Regions from separate parts of the Homo sapiens genome. Here all the other regions are linked to region 1. The links are chromatin loops, found by intact Hi-C in ENCODE. Cell type or tissue: PC-3. All regions are shown on one strand. Region 1 has its middle 23 kb from the start of LINC01871. Region 2 overlaps LOC105373408 (a long non-coding RNA gene). Region 3 overlaps LOC105373408 (a long non-coding RNA gene).

Region 1 (5,000 bases):
ACACATGTAGCTCTGAAACACAGGGAACATGCATATGTAATCTAAATAAAAATTAAAATAAAAAACTGCCTCTCATTACAGTTATATACCATAAGGGGTGCTGCCAAATTTATATCCAGAGTTAAATTCATATCCTAAAGTACCCTATTTGTCACAGAATAACAAATAGATATGAAACAGAGATTGATTTCAAAAAAACTGAAAAATAAAAGACAACTCTAAGGAAAACAAAAAGAATGAACTGAAAGTGAATAAAACTTATCAAAATATGGAAAATAGCAAGATAGATCAGAAATTTTAAGGATCAATTTTTTGAAATAATGAAAATGAGAGAGCAAATCTATGACACAGAAAAATAAAAGTATTAAAAATCATAAAGTTCATATAATAATAGTGAATAATAACAGTAGTGTATAAAACCTGAAAGGCTGTCAGGTGCGGGGTTAAATGCCAATTACTTTTACATCTTGTTGTATAGATACTTTCCTGGATTTTTTTTTTAATAGAATTTTGCTGTCACTTGGGCTGGAGTGCAGTGGATCACCACAGTATCAACCTCCTGGGCTCAAGCTATCCTCAGCCGCCTGAGTAGTTGGGCCTTACAGGAGCATGCCACAATGTCCAGCTAATTCTTCTATATTTTTTGCAGAATTGGGTCTTGCTCTGTTGCCCAGGCTGGTCTTGAACTCCTGGGCTCAAGCAATCTTTAATCTTCCTGTTTCGGCCTCCCAAAATGCTAGGATTACAAGCATGAGCCACCATGCCTGTTCTAGATATTTTTAAGTTGCCAAAACAGTAGAAAGAATGAGTAGAATGCTAACAAGTATAACACTATGGATTTTTTGTTTCAAAATTTAACAAAGGATTAATTGTAAAATATTTAATAAAATCCAGAGCACAGACACATGGACTGCTACCCAATTAATTCTATAAAACTTCAAAAAGATTTCTATCAAGATTTGAGAATGCACACAAATAACAGTTGTGAAAAGAAAAACCTTAGACGAATTAAATTTCACAGAGGTCAATTGAGCAAACAATGATTTGCAAATTGGGCAGTTCCCTGAACCAGAGAGACTCTGGTGCTGTTGGGTGATTGGGGAAGATTTAAGGGCTGAAAAAGGGCCGGGTGCAGTGGCTCACACTTGTGATCTCAGCACTTTGGGAGGCCGAGGGGGACAGATCACTTGAGATCGGGAGTTTGAGACCAGCCTGGCCAACATGGTTAAACCCCATCTCTACTAAAAATACAAAAATTAGTGGGGCATGGTGGTGGGTGCCTATAGTCCCAGCTACTCTTGAGTCTAAAGCAAGAGAATCGCTTGAACCCGGGAGGCAGAGATTGCAGTGAGCCGAGATCATGCTACTGCATTCCAGCCTGGGCGACAGAGCGAGACTCCATCTCAAAAAAAAAAAAAAAAAAAAAAAAAGAGAGAGAGAGTGAGACTCTGTCTTAAAACAAAAAAGACTGAAAAAGGAAATCCCAGGTAGAAAAGACGGAAGTGAGGTCAGAAACAGCCAGACTTGTTACAGCTGGGTAGTGTCTTATTTGAACTTGGTTTGGACAGTTGGCTGCCTTTGGCCAAAACTCAGTAATGGGCACAAGGGTTGGTTCCAGTTTGTTTAACATCTAGTTAGGTTTCAGTTCACTGTACGTGAAGAAACCTTCAGGCTGAATTTAAAATATGTAAGGAGACAGCTTTAGGCTAAACTTTTTTAGCAGAATTTAACACTGGGAATTAAAAATAGGTTATTAAGCTAAAATTTTTGTGTTACTTTAAAACATGCAAAAATACGTTTGTTCATCATTAATTCACTATAGGTCCAAGGTCTTTTCTTTGATATGTGTACCGATCATAATTCTGTATTACATGTTGAACAAGCAACCTATCATATACATTTCAAGTTTTGGTATTTTGAAAGTGAAAAGTGAAATTAAAGACATTTACAAAGCAATCCACGTCCAGAAACGTTGTGACGCTGCGTTGGAGAGGCTGTGGGGCTGCCGAGAGAGCGTGGAGATTCCATTAAATTCAGACTCTGGAACAGGCCCTTTGTAACCAGTAAAACAGACAATTTTAGCCGTCACAGACGCTCTGCAGCCGTAAAGTACCTCTAAACAACTAATAGTGTGAAAGTGTGGTGAGAAATGAGAGCTCGACCACAGCTCCTGAAGGCCAGCCCTATGACATCTGTTCCCACCACAGCGGGTGGCTGTTCCCATATCCAGCCACAGCAGGGTTCCAGCCCCTCTGTACAGGGGAGAAAGATGTGGACCCTGAGGATGCTGACAACCTGGGTGCAGAGCAAGATTGACCAGGGATCTGCATGGCCTGTCCTCAGTAAAGACAGCCTGGAGAGGACCAGACTGAGGTCACGTTGAAAAAAGGGACGTGACCAAGGGACAGGAGTCCCCTGGTGCTACATCGTCAACTGCCTGCCGAGGAACCTGGAAAGTCCTTCGCCAAGAGATGGCTCGAAGACAGGAGCAGCCGATCCTACTGAGGTCACTGAGCGCCTGAGGCTGGGCAGGATGCAGCTGAGCAAAGCCTGGCTTGGCAGCTCTACGCTCTTCCTGTTTAGTCATCCAACAAGAAGAAAGAAAAGTGAATCTCTAGCAATACGATTTTTCTTAAAAAAATGGCAACAAAGACCTTTCATTGTTCTATATAGGACCAAATAAAGATTTAAAGAACTCACTTCAAATTTGTATTTCGTCTTTTCAAGGTGAATTTTTCGAAGTATACAACTGCAAGCACTCTTAATGTTTAAAATCAAATTTTTAAAAATAGTTCTGAATGTTCTAGTGAATGAAAAGAGACAAGAACCAACATAACGGGAACTACTTGAAATAATAATTTTTAAAAAGTCCATTTATAATTCAAAGAATATACTTAGATTATACCTTAGATAGCCTAAGAGAATCAACTGAAAAAAATGTTAGACTCAATAACTTAGATAAGCAAAGTAAACAGATAAAATATAGATACAGATTATTCAATATTTTTTTTAGAAATGAGCAGTAAGCTTTTAGAAAATAAAATGAAAAAAAGACCCTATCCAAAATAGTAGTAGAAACATAAAGTACCTAGCTATAAATTTTGCAAGATTTATGTAGAAAGTATATGAAAACAAAAATATTTCTATGATCTGTAAAATACAAATAATATACAGGGTTTATTATATTTTGAATGGAAACATTGAATACTATAAACAATTTTTATAATAAGCCTTTAAAAAATTCTTCCATAATGAATTTATGTGATTAAAATAAGTCAGACCAAATTGCTAATGACAGAACATTTACGAGAATGAAATAAACCACAAGCTGTCATCTTTGCAACCAAATGGAGACCGATAGAAGAAAATGGAAAAAAAAAATATGTTACTGATTTTGTAGAGAGATGGAAGCATTGTTTAAAATAGCATGCTAAGACATGCCTGGAAATCCATATCCACCCTGACTGCCTATGAAATGAGCTAATGAATTATCCTTAATTTTATTTTCTAAGCAGGTTTGAGTTATGTGTCTGTGTCGATCAATTGCAAATGAAAGAACATAATTACAACTAGCTATTAATTTATAAAAATAAAATCTAGCCTCTATAGCAGCTGAAATGTTTGTACCAATGGAAGTGTCCTGTTCTGAGATGCTCAACACTGTGGCCCACATGGGGCTACTGGGTGCTCGAAATGTGGCTGGTGCAGCTGAAGAGCTAAATTTTTTAATTCTATGTAAGTTAGTGAATTTCAAATTAAATTATGTGGCTGGTGGCTACAGCTTTGGACAGGGCAGCTCTATAATGATAAAATCTTGTAATTAAGGTAATAAAAGCTGTTTTTGCATTACAAATTAGAAGTAACTTTGGAAACCCCTTAATGCTGGAGAGCATGACATGTGAAAAGAATTCTCTCATTTACCTGTAAAAGCTCGAATTTGTACACACTTGCAATCTTTTCCTAAAATAATATGTCAATTTTTATCAAGTACAAAACTTTAGCCCAGTAATTCTGGAAAATTCTAGGGAATCCTAACAAAATAGTCAAAGATGTTGATAATAATTTGTGCATAAAAAGTATTAATACCACATCATTTATGATTTTAAAAATGTAAAATACATTAAAATGAGCAACAAATAGAAACAATTACCAACTAAATGAGTAAACAATGGAAATAATGAAAATTTGGGAACTTGGAGAACATTAACTATTATACCTTCACCTAAAGTCAAGTTTACAGCAATTATTCATTAAATTGCAAAATATTTACAACATAGCATTTTTAAAAAGATACAAATATCTCTCTGTATAGACAAATTATATATAATATATAATAAATATAACATACTATATTATATGTTAGATTAATATAATTCAACATATGTGATTATATTATATATCAATATATTATTATGAATATTTTCTTAGTATTTCATATATTAATGTTATATATTATGTATTAACTAACATATTATATATTTTGTTAATATAATGGAATATATTATATAAAACATTACATGCTATATAAACATATTAGGAATAAACAAATAATATTCATATTCACCAATATTTCAAAATAACTTATAGAATATGGAATTTTAAAAAAACTTGCTTCAGATTTGTCATAGTTTGTCCACTTAAGAAGTCTTCAATAAAACAGTAACACTGTAAATGAAATTAAGCCCTCACATTTTAATAGTAGTTTATAGTTTACAAAATATCTTCACATTTATCTTTTTAATCTTTCAGTAGCCTATTAAGATAAAATTTAATGTAATTAAATTATTTGGCCAAAAGTATATATTTTTCCAGTATTATAGCCCAAAAGAGAACTCAGCTGTTATATCTGTCATTGTTTAAATTGGTGTTGAATTTAGTAATATCTTAGACGTGGTGTGAGTCTTTTTATTTCTTAGTTTGTGTCTTTGTCTGATAAGCTGCAATAATCTAATAAATAATTCAACTACTCAAAAATAAATTACACGGCTATTTTATTTTAT
Region 2 (5,000 bases), 76 kb after region 1:
GCCAGGGTTGCCCAATCTGCCGCTGCTCCTTTCCCATCTCAATCCTAATTAATTGATTAATCCTAATTAATCCTGAATTAATGTTATTCCAAAATTTAACCCCGACTTTTGCTAATTTGGGCATTTGTCCATTTGCTCATGGTGAAATCTGGACAATTGCTACATATTTTTGAAGACTGGTGAAGCGGTGTTACAACACTTGGCTTTAGAATGGGATGGGTAAGGAATATATTTGGGAACACTTTTGGCCTGAGTTTTATCATTTGGAAAATGGGATTAAGGCTAGCTATCTCCTAGAATTGTTGAATTCTTAAAATCTATATGTACAAACATACTTGCAAGGTGTAAGGCTGGAGTGTCCACCAGCACAGTGCAGTGTCTGGCTTATAGTACAAATCCAGCACATGCTGGTATATTTCCTCTTTTGACCCTCCACGCAGACGGAGGAGTGAGGACGGCCACCCCCACCTCCGTGCCCCTCCATCATACTCCACAGACACTGGAAAGCCCTCCCTCAACCACTGCCATATTGCCTTCATCTTTTCCTTTTTAAAAAATCTCACACTACACTCTTGCTGTTCTTTGAGGACAATGTCCTAGGGCTGTATATCTCCAAGGGTTGAAGCAATGCTGGCATGTACCTTGTGTGTAGTAAGTGTTTGTTGAATGAAATAAGAAGCAAACACATCTTCCCAATGGGTGAAGAAATCTTTTCATCATGGGAAAGATTCGAGTCCTTGTGTGTTTGGCAAAATGTTATCAATACATTTTCACATAAAGAGCTTTTTATCCCTTGAAATTATAGAGTGGGTTAAAAGTTTCATAATGGTTGGTTATTTTTTTTTCCCAAGATTTCCAAGTTTGTATGAGATGTTATTTTGGACAGTATTTTAAATTAAGTTCTTGATTTGGTATAAAAATATCATGAACCTCAGATGTAGCAAAGAACGCAGCTATTGTCAAAGGGTAAGCACTGTAAAATGAAACAAGTAGTATCATCTCCAAAACTCTTGTGCTAATTCTTCCAGAGCTTGTTCTGTGGGGAGAAACACACTGCTATGGAAACCACTAAAGAGAAGCAAAAAATTCTTTGTAACTAGGAGCTGGGGCCTTTAGCTTTGCAAATTAGTGCCAAAATACCACTTATCCATCTGCATCCCTGACAGTACAAAGATAGTAAAACATAGCACCTTATCCTGTACTTGCTCATGCAGATGGAGAAGTGTCTGAATGTGATAAAGACCATGTCTAGGTTTCTCCTGGACACCAGGATCTGGAAGGAGAACCCCACTGTGAGAAGCAGAGGTAGGGAGCACTGCATTCAGGCACATGAGATGACATTCCCAAAGGGCTTTTGCAAACCAGAAAGCATGGTGGATGTGATTTTTATTACCCTCCTGTGTGCTCCTGAGTGCTCTGCGTCTAGCTGTGCACGATCAAGCAGAATGCTGAAAGCAGCCCTTGTGTGTCTTGCATTTTCTGTGAGGAAGCTGCACCTACATTAACTCCTCTAATCTCTAATAGCACAACCTGTGGAATAAAACAGAGCGACGTGAGCATAGATTTTTACACATAGCAAGATGTGTCAGTTGCCAGTGTTTGCCTCCCCACTTGGACCACCTACTGGTGTCTTTAGGTTTCTTTGTGTTTTCCCTAATGCATAGGATGAATAACCAAATGGGAAACATAAAGATAGACATTTCATGGCTTGTCAGCCAAATAAATTAATATTCTTGCAAACATAGATGTCAAGCATGACCAAAAATAATCATGCTAACTGGGGCCACATGGATTTCCCTCAAGTAAAAAGTACCAATTAAGTTCTATGGAGATTATTTTTATTCCACAGTTTATCAAACCATTTTTTTTTAACTTCCTCAGCCATTTCTCCCTTTCTAAATGTCCTTAAATCTAATAGGTCCAGAAACAGGAGAGGGGGACAGAGGCATCCTTTCACTGATGAGTGGAAGGACAGGAGAGGTAATCCCTGCTAGGGTTGGAATGGGTCCCCTCCAAACTTCAGGTGTTGAATCTTAATGGTCAATGTGGTGGTAGTAAGAGATGAGACCTTTAAGAGGTGATTAAGCTATGAGGGCCCCTCTCTTGAGAATGGAATTGAGGCCTTTATAGAAGAGACTTCAAGCAGTATTCAGCTCACTTGGCCTTGTCATGTGAGGACACATCCTTTGTATCTTCTGGAAGATGAAGTAACAAGGTGCCACCTTAGAAACAGACCAGACACCAAATCTGCTGGCACCTTGGTCTTCGACTTCCCAGCCTCCAGAACTGTGAGGAATACATTTCTGTTATTTACAAATTATTCAGTCTCTGGTATTTTGTTATAGCAGCACAAAACAGACTAAGACAGTCTCCATACCATCCTCAGCCTAAAGAACCAGCTTCTTGCTCAGGTGGAATAGATCTTCTGGAGGGAAGCTATATTTCTACTAGAAAATCAGTTGTATTTTCACCAATCACGAAGGCTCTTCCAGACATCAGGGCAGTTGTAGAAGTGCCTGGAGAATGGAAATAGGCCCTTTTCCGGAACGCCCCCACACAGGCCAGTGGGACATTTATTTCCCTCTCTGTGAGAGACCTGTTTGGTTGGGAATGAGAGGAATGCTGTCTGACTTTTATACCCACTTCCGGGGAGCAGCCAGCTCCCACATGAGAAAGAAGACTTTGTACAGGGGCCAGGACCCTCACTGGATGCCAGAACCCCAGGACTTTCACTACACAAACATGTACATTCTGAATCATTCCTAGCAACTCTTCACGCAAAACAAACAAGCCGAGGAAAGTACCTCTCAGATGCACAAGCCAAGAATTCTAGAAACTCACTTTCCTAACCCCAAGTCATCTGCAGAGCACGCCCACAGAGAGCACCTGGGTGTGCGGCACTGCTTTTCTCTGGTGTTCACAGCTTTTAAAGACAGCTTTTGGGAAAGTATGTTCTCATTCATAGCCGATACAAAAGGTCCTTACACTTTTCTTATAGTTTAGTCATTTTGTAATTGTAACTGATTTTTCTTTGATGTTATTTCTTTTTGAGTCATATGAAGAAAAAAATAAACTTTGGTTTAAGCTTGTTAGCTTTACTTTTGTACAATAGCACTTGTCTTACTGAACCACATAATGAAATTAGAAGCTGCCAGATGTCAATCAGCGTGGCCCCAGGTACCATGTCCTTTTGTGTATCTGTGTGTATGGAATATATTTATCACGTGCTTATTGTGTGCTGGGAACTGTGTAAACTTTTTAATGCATTATGTCAAATTGTAATAATTACTCTGAATGGTGTTTTGTTAACCACGTTTTAGAGATGAAGAAAGTGAGGTTTACCTACAAGCAAACTTGTCCACTGTCATAAACTCATGATTGGTCCAAAAGATTTAGCAATCAAATCCTTTGCTCTATCCAGGAGAAGTTGCAGTTATATTTTAAGCACTTACAGAGTCCAGCGTTGGCAGATAGATACTTTTCATCATAATACATAAGTATCCATCTATTAATACTTTAAAGTTTTTAAATTAGTTTTCTGAGACTGATGTAAAAACTTACCACCAACTGGTGGTTTAAAATAACAGAAATGTGTTCTTTCATATTCTAGAGGCCGGCAGTCCAAAATCAAGGTGTCCTTTTAGTGCCTCCAAAGCAACAGATACTTTCTTCCTTTGCCTCTTCCAGCTTCTGGCAGCTCCAGCTGGCCTTTGGCTTATGGCCGCATCACTCCAATCTCTGCCTCTCTGGTTAGTTGCTTCCTAGTATTGTGCCTGCCTTTCGTCTGTGTGTCTCTTATAATATGCTTGTCATTGGATTTAGGGCCCACTCAAATAATACAGATGATCTCATCTCGAGGTCTTTAAGTTGTTTACATCTGCAAAGATTCTGTTTCCAAGTAAGGTTGCAGGTTCCAGGGAATAGGATGTGGGCATATGTTTTGAAAGGCTACCATTCTACTATGTAACACTACATTTTTAAACGGAAATGAACATTTAGCAAGTATTTTTAACACCTACCATATTTTTAAATATATGTTATCTTTCTTGAAATGTATATTGTGAAGTAGCTATACATTAATTAATAGAGAAGGATTATTTAATTCCTGAGTTATAAGCCCTTTCTGGTTTTAATATTTTATATATTCTACTGTTCAATTTCGTTACGGATATTTATACCTTATTGTTTAATTTCATTATAGATATTAGCATATCAAATTAAGATGATCTATAATTTTTCTATAATTTATTTTTCAGATTTTAGTATAAGGGTTATGCTATCTTCATAATTAAATAAAATAAAATTTCTTTTTCTTTCCCTACTCGCCATCATATTCTATGGAATATACTATGAAACACCAGATTTACCTAAAACACAAATGCATGAAAAAACATAATTTTAGAACTGTCTCGTTTCAGGACACTCATTAAAGTGAATTCTTTGAATTTTTTAAGGCCTTCCATGTTTATTGGTATGTTCAAATTATTTACCTGCTTGAATCCATTTTTAATCTATACTTTTCTAGAAAAACAATCAATTTCTGGCTTTTCAGAATATTGGTAGGAGTTAAAGTTATTTTTTCAACTAGTTTCAACAACTGTCCTCTGTACATGTTGTTAGAGACTCTTCTTCTATCTGACTTCTTTTCTTCTTTTTTTGTTCAGTGTTCCTGTCTAACTATATGGATGTTATATTAGAGTTTACATTGGATTATTGCTCTTTTATTCTTCTTGACATTTCCTAAGTGTCTTCTTGTTAAAATACTATATTTTAATGCAATTATCATATTTAGAATTAGTAAATAAACAGAAACCATTTCCCTATCATTTTATCTCTTTTCCAGTAAATTTTACTATAAAAATGTGATACCCTTTAAATTAAAATTTTTAACAAACAAAATCTCTATTTTCTTCCTTTGAACTTGGAGCCCTGGCCCAGTCCATCCTACAGACATGGTGCCATTTATCTTGGCCTTTTACTTTGTCACCCCCTTAATTCTA
Region 3 (5,000 bases), 60 kb after region 1:
CTGCCACTGACCTGACAGGAAGGAGAGCTCAGGTGGGAATGCTAGCTTGCCCAGTGCTCACCTCTTGTTATGCAGCCTGGTTCCTAAACGGCCAAGGCCCAGCACTGGACCTCAGCTTGGGGGGTTGGGGACCCCTGCTTTAGGGTGTATTTATTTTTGAAGACTTTGAAATTTATTTCCAAAGATTCCTCCAGAATTTTAAATCAATCTAGATTCATGTCAAATGTTTCTAATACTTTAGGTTTAGAAATACCTAAATACTTCAGATTTCTGCAGTTTATTAGAAATAATAAATTTTGATGTATATATTCTTCCCCTTGCCTGACTACACAACACCAAAGAACTACCAAATTCTCTGCGGATTTTTTTTCTTTAAACACAATAAGATACAAATATGTATATGTATTTCTACCCCTTTGTACCAAACAGTTAAATGTGTATTTGAAATATTTTTGTTTGTACCTATAGAATATCTTCATTATGCGTTTTTACAGATGGATAGAATTCTGTGAATAGAAGCAATACAAATTATTCGAATGCTACTATTGATGGGCATTTAGCTAGTTTTCAGTACCTTGCTGAAATGCAGCTGAACATAATTCTGTAGGTACAGCGCACATGGTAAAAGGCAGCGCGCATGGTAAAAGGCAGCGCGCATGGTAAAAGGCAGCGCGCATGGTAAAAGGCAGCGCGCATGGTAAAAGGCAGCGCGCATGGCACCTGGCTTCTTGGGTGGCTCCTGACAGCGTAGATGATGAAATTTGAAAGTGCAACGAGCTGAGCTCCTGTGGGTGAACTTTGACCATTTGAAGCTAGGTAGACCGATTCTGCCTCTTTCTTCTCTCAGGAAGGTTCTGAAGGGTCATTTCTCCTTGAAAATCTTCTCGAGAAGTATCACATGTCGCGTGAACACAAATGCTAAACACCTGAGAGGCCAGCACCGCCTTCTCGCCTACTGCAGTGCTGAAATTGTCCCTTTGTCTCGCTGATTTTTCCTCTCATTTTCACAGCCTGGGTCTTGAAACAATGTCAGCACTTTAATCCTTGTTTCAGGCTCATCTTTCAAGAAAACTCAGGCACAGGAAATAGTCTTACTTATTTTTTATCCACTTGATATATCATGGCTGGTGAGATAAGAGAGAGGAATTAATGTCTGTTATCCCAGTATGCTAAATTTCGTGCTGTATCTCTTCTAATTTCTACTTTGTAAATGTTGCTGATATGATACTTTATGCATAGATTTTCAAAACCGCTCATAAATTTACTCGGCAAGCATTTTTATTGAGGAATTGCCATGTGTCAGAAATTGACCAAGGACTTAGAATGTAGTGATTAAAAAAGTGGTTCTAATCCCTAACCCTAAGTATCTAGATTCCAATGTTTCTTCATTGTGGAGAGTATTATTTAAAAATAGAAGCTCATCAACTTTGGGTCATTTTATATTTTGTGCAATGAATTCCATCTTGCCTGGCATTAAGATCATTACCACTAGTTATATAATTCTTGCATTTACCATTATGCTATGCCCATTCATTTAATTTCAAGTTTCCTCAATCACTTTGCTTAGATGTGTCTTTTTCCACATTATAGAGTTGGATTGTGTTTTGTGTTTTCTGATTCTTTCTCAAATTTTTTTCTTATAATAGGAGAGATATACTATTTACATTTATTGATAAGAAAAATATACTTGAACTTGCCTCTTTTATTAGTCAGTTTAACCAGAAAAAAACAAACCAGTAGCTCAGATATACATGAACATATTTTTGTAAGGAATTGACTTATACAGTTGTGGGACCTGGCAAGGCAAGTCCAAAATCTGTAGGGCAGGCCACCAGCAAAGACAGGTTGTGATTCACAGGCCAGAAGAGCTTCTGCTGCTCACAGGTAGGATCTCTTCTTCAGGAGAGCCTCGGCTCTGCTCCTGGGACCTTTCAATGGATTGAATCAGAACCACCCAGATCAGCTAGAGTAATCTCCCTAATTAATGTCAACTGATTGTGGACTTCAATCACATCTACAAAATACTTCCTTAGCAACACCTAAATGGCTGAATGACTGGGGACTGTGGCTTAGACAAGTTGACACATGAAACTCCTCTGACATTTTATGTTACCTTTTCTGATTTGTTGTTTAAAATTATGTGGTCTACTTTCATGATCATTTTTATTTTTTGTGGTTTTTCTAATACTTAGAAAAATCTGTGTTTTTCTTTCATGTTTACCTTTAGTGCTAAACTTTAATATAACACCCCTAGTCTCTATTTACTTAGACAGTATCTACTGTTTCCTTATTGTAAACCATGTTGAAAATAATGTGTACTTTGCCCTTCTGGTCATCTTTCTCTGTTCAATCCCCTAATTTCAGTCCATGAAGTCTTTGCTAACGTGGACTTTTGTCTTGTCAAATATGCTTATACTTCTGTTATTTGATTTTTCATCTTTAAATGATACGATCCAATAGCCAGCTATCACAGCTAAAGTCATCAAAAAATTGACTCTGCCTCACCTTTCTTCTCCTTTTCCCTCCCAATTTTGTCATTTCTCGGTTGCCTAGGCATATGAAATTTGTAGTTCTCTATATCTCAGCAATACTCATGGGAATTTCTGTTTCATGTCTACAGTTCATTCTATTCAATGTTCACCACTAGGGTGACAGTTTCCCCCATCACTTCTTGGCTGCAGTTCATCCTCTAGTAATTTTATTGTGCGGGTTCTTGGCAATACTGTAGTCATACTCCTGGTGTTCTTGTTTTTCATAAAGTTTGCCTATAGTTTTAATATTTGAGAGACAGATTGGCTAGATATCAAATCATTGGTCCTCACATTTCCTGGAGGAGTCATGTAGGTGCTGCCTCACTTTCCTCTGGTGTTAACGATTTTGGGGGGAAATTTGAGATTACATTTTTTTCCATTCTTATTGTGATGTTTTCCCTGGCTGCCCTAAGAATTCTTCCTTTATCTTTAAAACCGTTAGCTTCATTCGTGCAGGTCTCAAAGTTGACCATTTCACATCAATTTCCTCTAGCACATAATGAAGACTTTCCACACATAGATTCAAGTATTCTTTCATTTCAGGAAAATAAATGTTTTATTTCATTTTATTTTTTTGAGACAGAGTTTCGCCCTTGTCGCCCAGGCTGGAGTGCACTGGTGCGATCTCCGCTCACTGCAAACTCTGCCTCCGGGTTCCAGAGATTATCCTGCCTCAGCCTCCTGAGCAGCTGGGATTACAGATGCCGGCCAGCAAGCCTGGCTAATTTTCTGTATTTTTAGTAGAGATGGGGTTTCACCATGTTGGGCAGGCTGGTCTCTAACTCCTGACCTCAGGTGATCCACCTGCCTTGGCCTCACAAAGTGCTGGGATTACAGGCTTGAGCCATCATGCCTGGCCAATAATTGTTTTTTTTAATAACATTAAATGTCTGTTGTATTCTACTGTGGCAGTGTGTTCTATTGCTTCTTTGGAGACGCCAATGTGTATGTTAGCTCTATTTTCTAGCCTTTTTATGGCTATTATTTTCTTTCTTATCCTTTTTAGTCCTTTGTTTTCATTTCTATTTGTTTTAGTTTTGTACGTTTTTCACATCTCTCATTTCTAGCCGTGTCTCTTGGTAGATTTTGTGAAGTACCTATTTTCCCACACTTCATTTTTATGATCTTTCCATTTCTTTTCTTCTACTTTTGTTCTCAAGTTATACTAGTAACTTTTTAAAAAATCTCCTTTTATCAGCTTTCAATTATTTCCCTCCAGTCTTGCATTTCTGAGCTGTGGTCTTTCTGCTCAGAGTAAACTGTTTCAAAGCCTTGTGTTTCATAGGGAAATGGGAACAACTTTCTTTTGCTATATGGCAATACTTTTTCTGGTAAGTCATCATATATCAAGTTTTTTTACATTTATTTATTGTTAGATCATTGTTGTGTCTTTTAACACTTAGCATTGAATAGGTTGGATTTTCTTAAGTCGTATTCACAGGAATTTCTGAGAGTGGTGGCTGTTGGGGGAGAAACTAAGACTAGCAGGCTGACAATCTAGGGTTCAGAGCTGGAAGGTTCAGTAGATGCCCACTGCCACAGAAACTGTTTTTCTCTAATACCTCAGGTGAGTCATTCTCTACCCCTAAGTTATCTTTGCCCTGATTCAAAATAGATACAGAAACAATTATTCCACCATCCTTGCTCTCCCCAGTTTCCCGACCCATTGTTGCCACACAGGCAGCAAAATATGTTCTTTTTGGGGTACCCGCTTGCCTTCAGGAGTGTCTTTTGCTGGCCTATTCTAAGGTCACCTGCTGGGTCTCTCACTACCACTGACCTTCTCCTCCTTCCTTCCTTACACCAGTGTTTCTGCATGATCTTGGAGGATTTGGGCAAGCTTTGTATGTATTTAGAGATCTGTGGATTTATATGTATCATCAAGTTCCACTAAAACTGGAGATTATATGCTTGTTTTTGTTTCATTTTGTTTTGTCTTTTAACGTTCTCCCTGCTGCTTTGGTATAATGTCCATGGGGAGAACCGAAAAACGCTGACTTGTACCTGTGTTCACCCAGGAAGTTTCTTCAGTACTTTTGACACAAAACTTTTTTCACTCATATTATCTGTTGTGTAATGTTCCAAGGATTTAAAAATTTAAATTCCTCTTGTTTAAAGAAGTACTTTTTAGACTTTTTGATTATATCTTCAGGTAAAAAGTATAAGTGCACTCTACCCTGAGATTCATACATTTCCAAATATACATACACATCTATAACAAATAGCAACCAAATAATTCTCAGTTTTGCCAGTATACTGCACTAATATTTTCTTTTTTCACTCTGTTCTACTTTTTTTTAAATGCTTGTAATGCCTCATTAAATTCAGTTTATGATTCACTAGTGGCTTATTATCCTCTCTTTGGAAAACTTTCATCTGGAAGATGTATTTATTCTGTACCTAATATTTATTGAGCATCTTCAATGGCTGACATACTGTGCACATTCAAATATAATTTCTATCCTCATG

Evidence for each region. Peaks named below come from ENCODE experiments on the same cell type or tissue, not always from the same donor. Only the 100,000 strongest peaks of a DNase experiment are listed, where the experiment ranks them.
Region 2: it touches region 1 in a loop (4-fold over the local background); 1 of 110 quality-filtered maps calls a loop at or near these places.
Region 3: it touches region 1 in a loop (3-fold over the local background); 1 of 110 quality-filtered maps calls a loop at or near these places.

Annotation. Positions count from the first base shown.
Region 1 is chr2:7,746,721-7,751,720 of GRCh38, forward strand. No RefSeq gene overlaps it. Among named protein-coding and RNA genes, the nearest start is that of LINC01871, 23 kb to the left of the region's middle. In PC-3, no CTCF peak of the experiment used is centred here; a DNase peak (open chromatin) is centred at 2,521; H3K27ac peaks cover 2,007 bases.
Region 2 is chr2:7,823,095-7,828,094 of GRCh38, forward strand. LOC105373408 (a long non-coding RNA gene) reads right to left here. Exons shown (of 4, transcript XR_922750.1): 3 at 1,394-1,530. Among named protein-coding and RNA genes, the nearest start is that of LINC01871, 100 kb to the left of the region's middle. In PC-3, no CTCF peak of the experiment used is centred here; a DNase peak (open chromatin) is centred at 2,727; H3K4me3 peaks cover 415 bases; H3K27ac peaks cover 2,710 bases.
Region 3 is chr2:7,807,197-7,812,196 of GRCh38, forward strand. All of the region lies in intron 3 of LOC105373408 (a long non-coding RNA gene), which reads right to left. Among named protein-coding and RNA genes, the nearest start is that of LINC01871, 84 kb to the left of the region's middle. In PC-3, a CTCF peak has its summit at 2,636; no DNase peak of the experiment used is centred here; H3K27ac peaks cover 1,365 bases.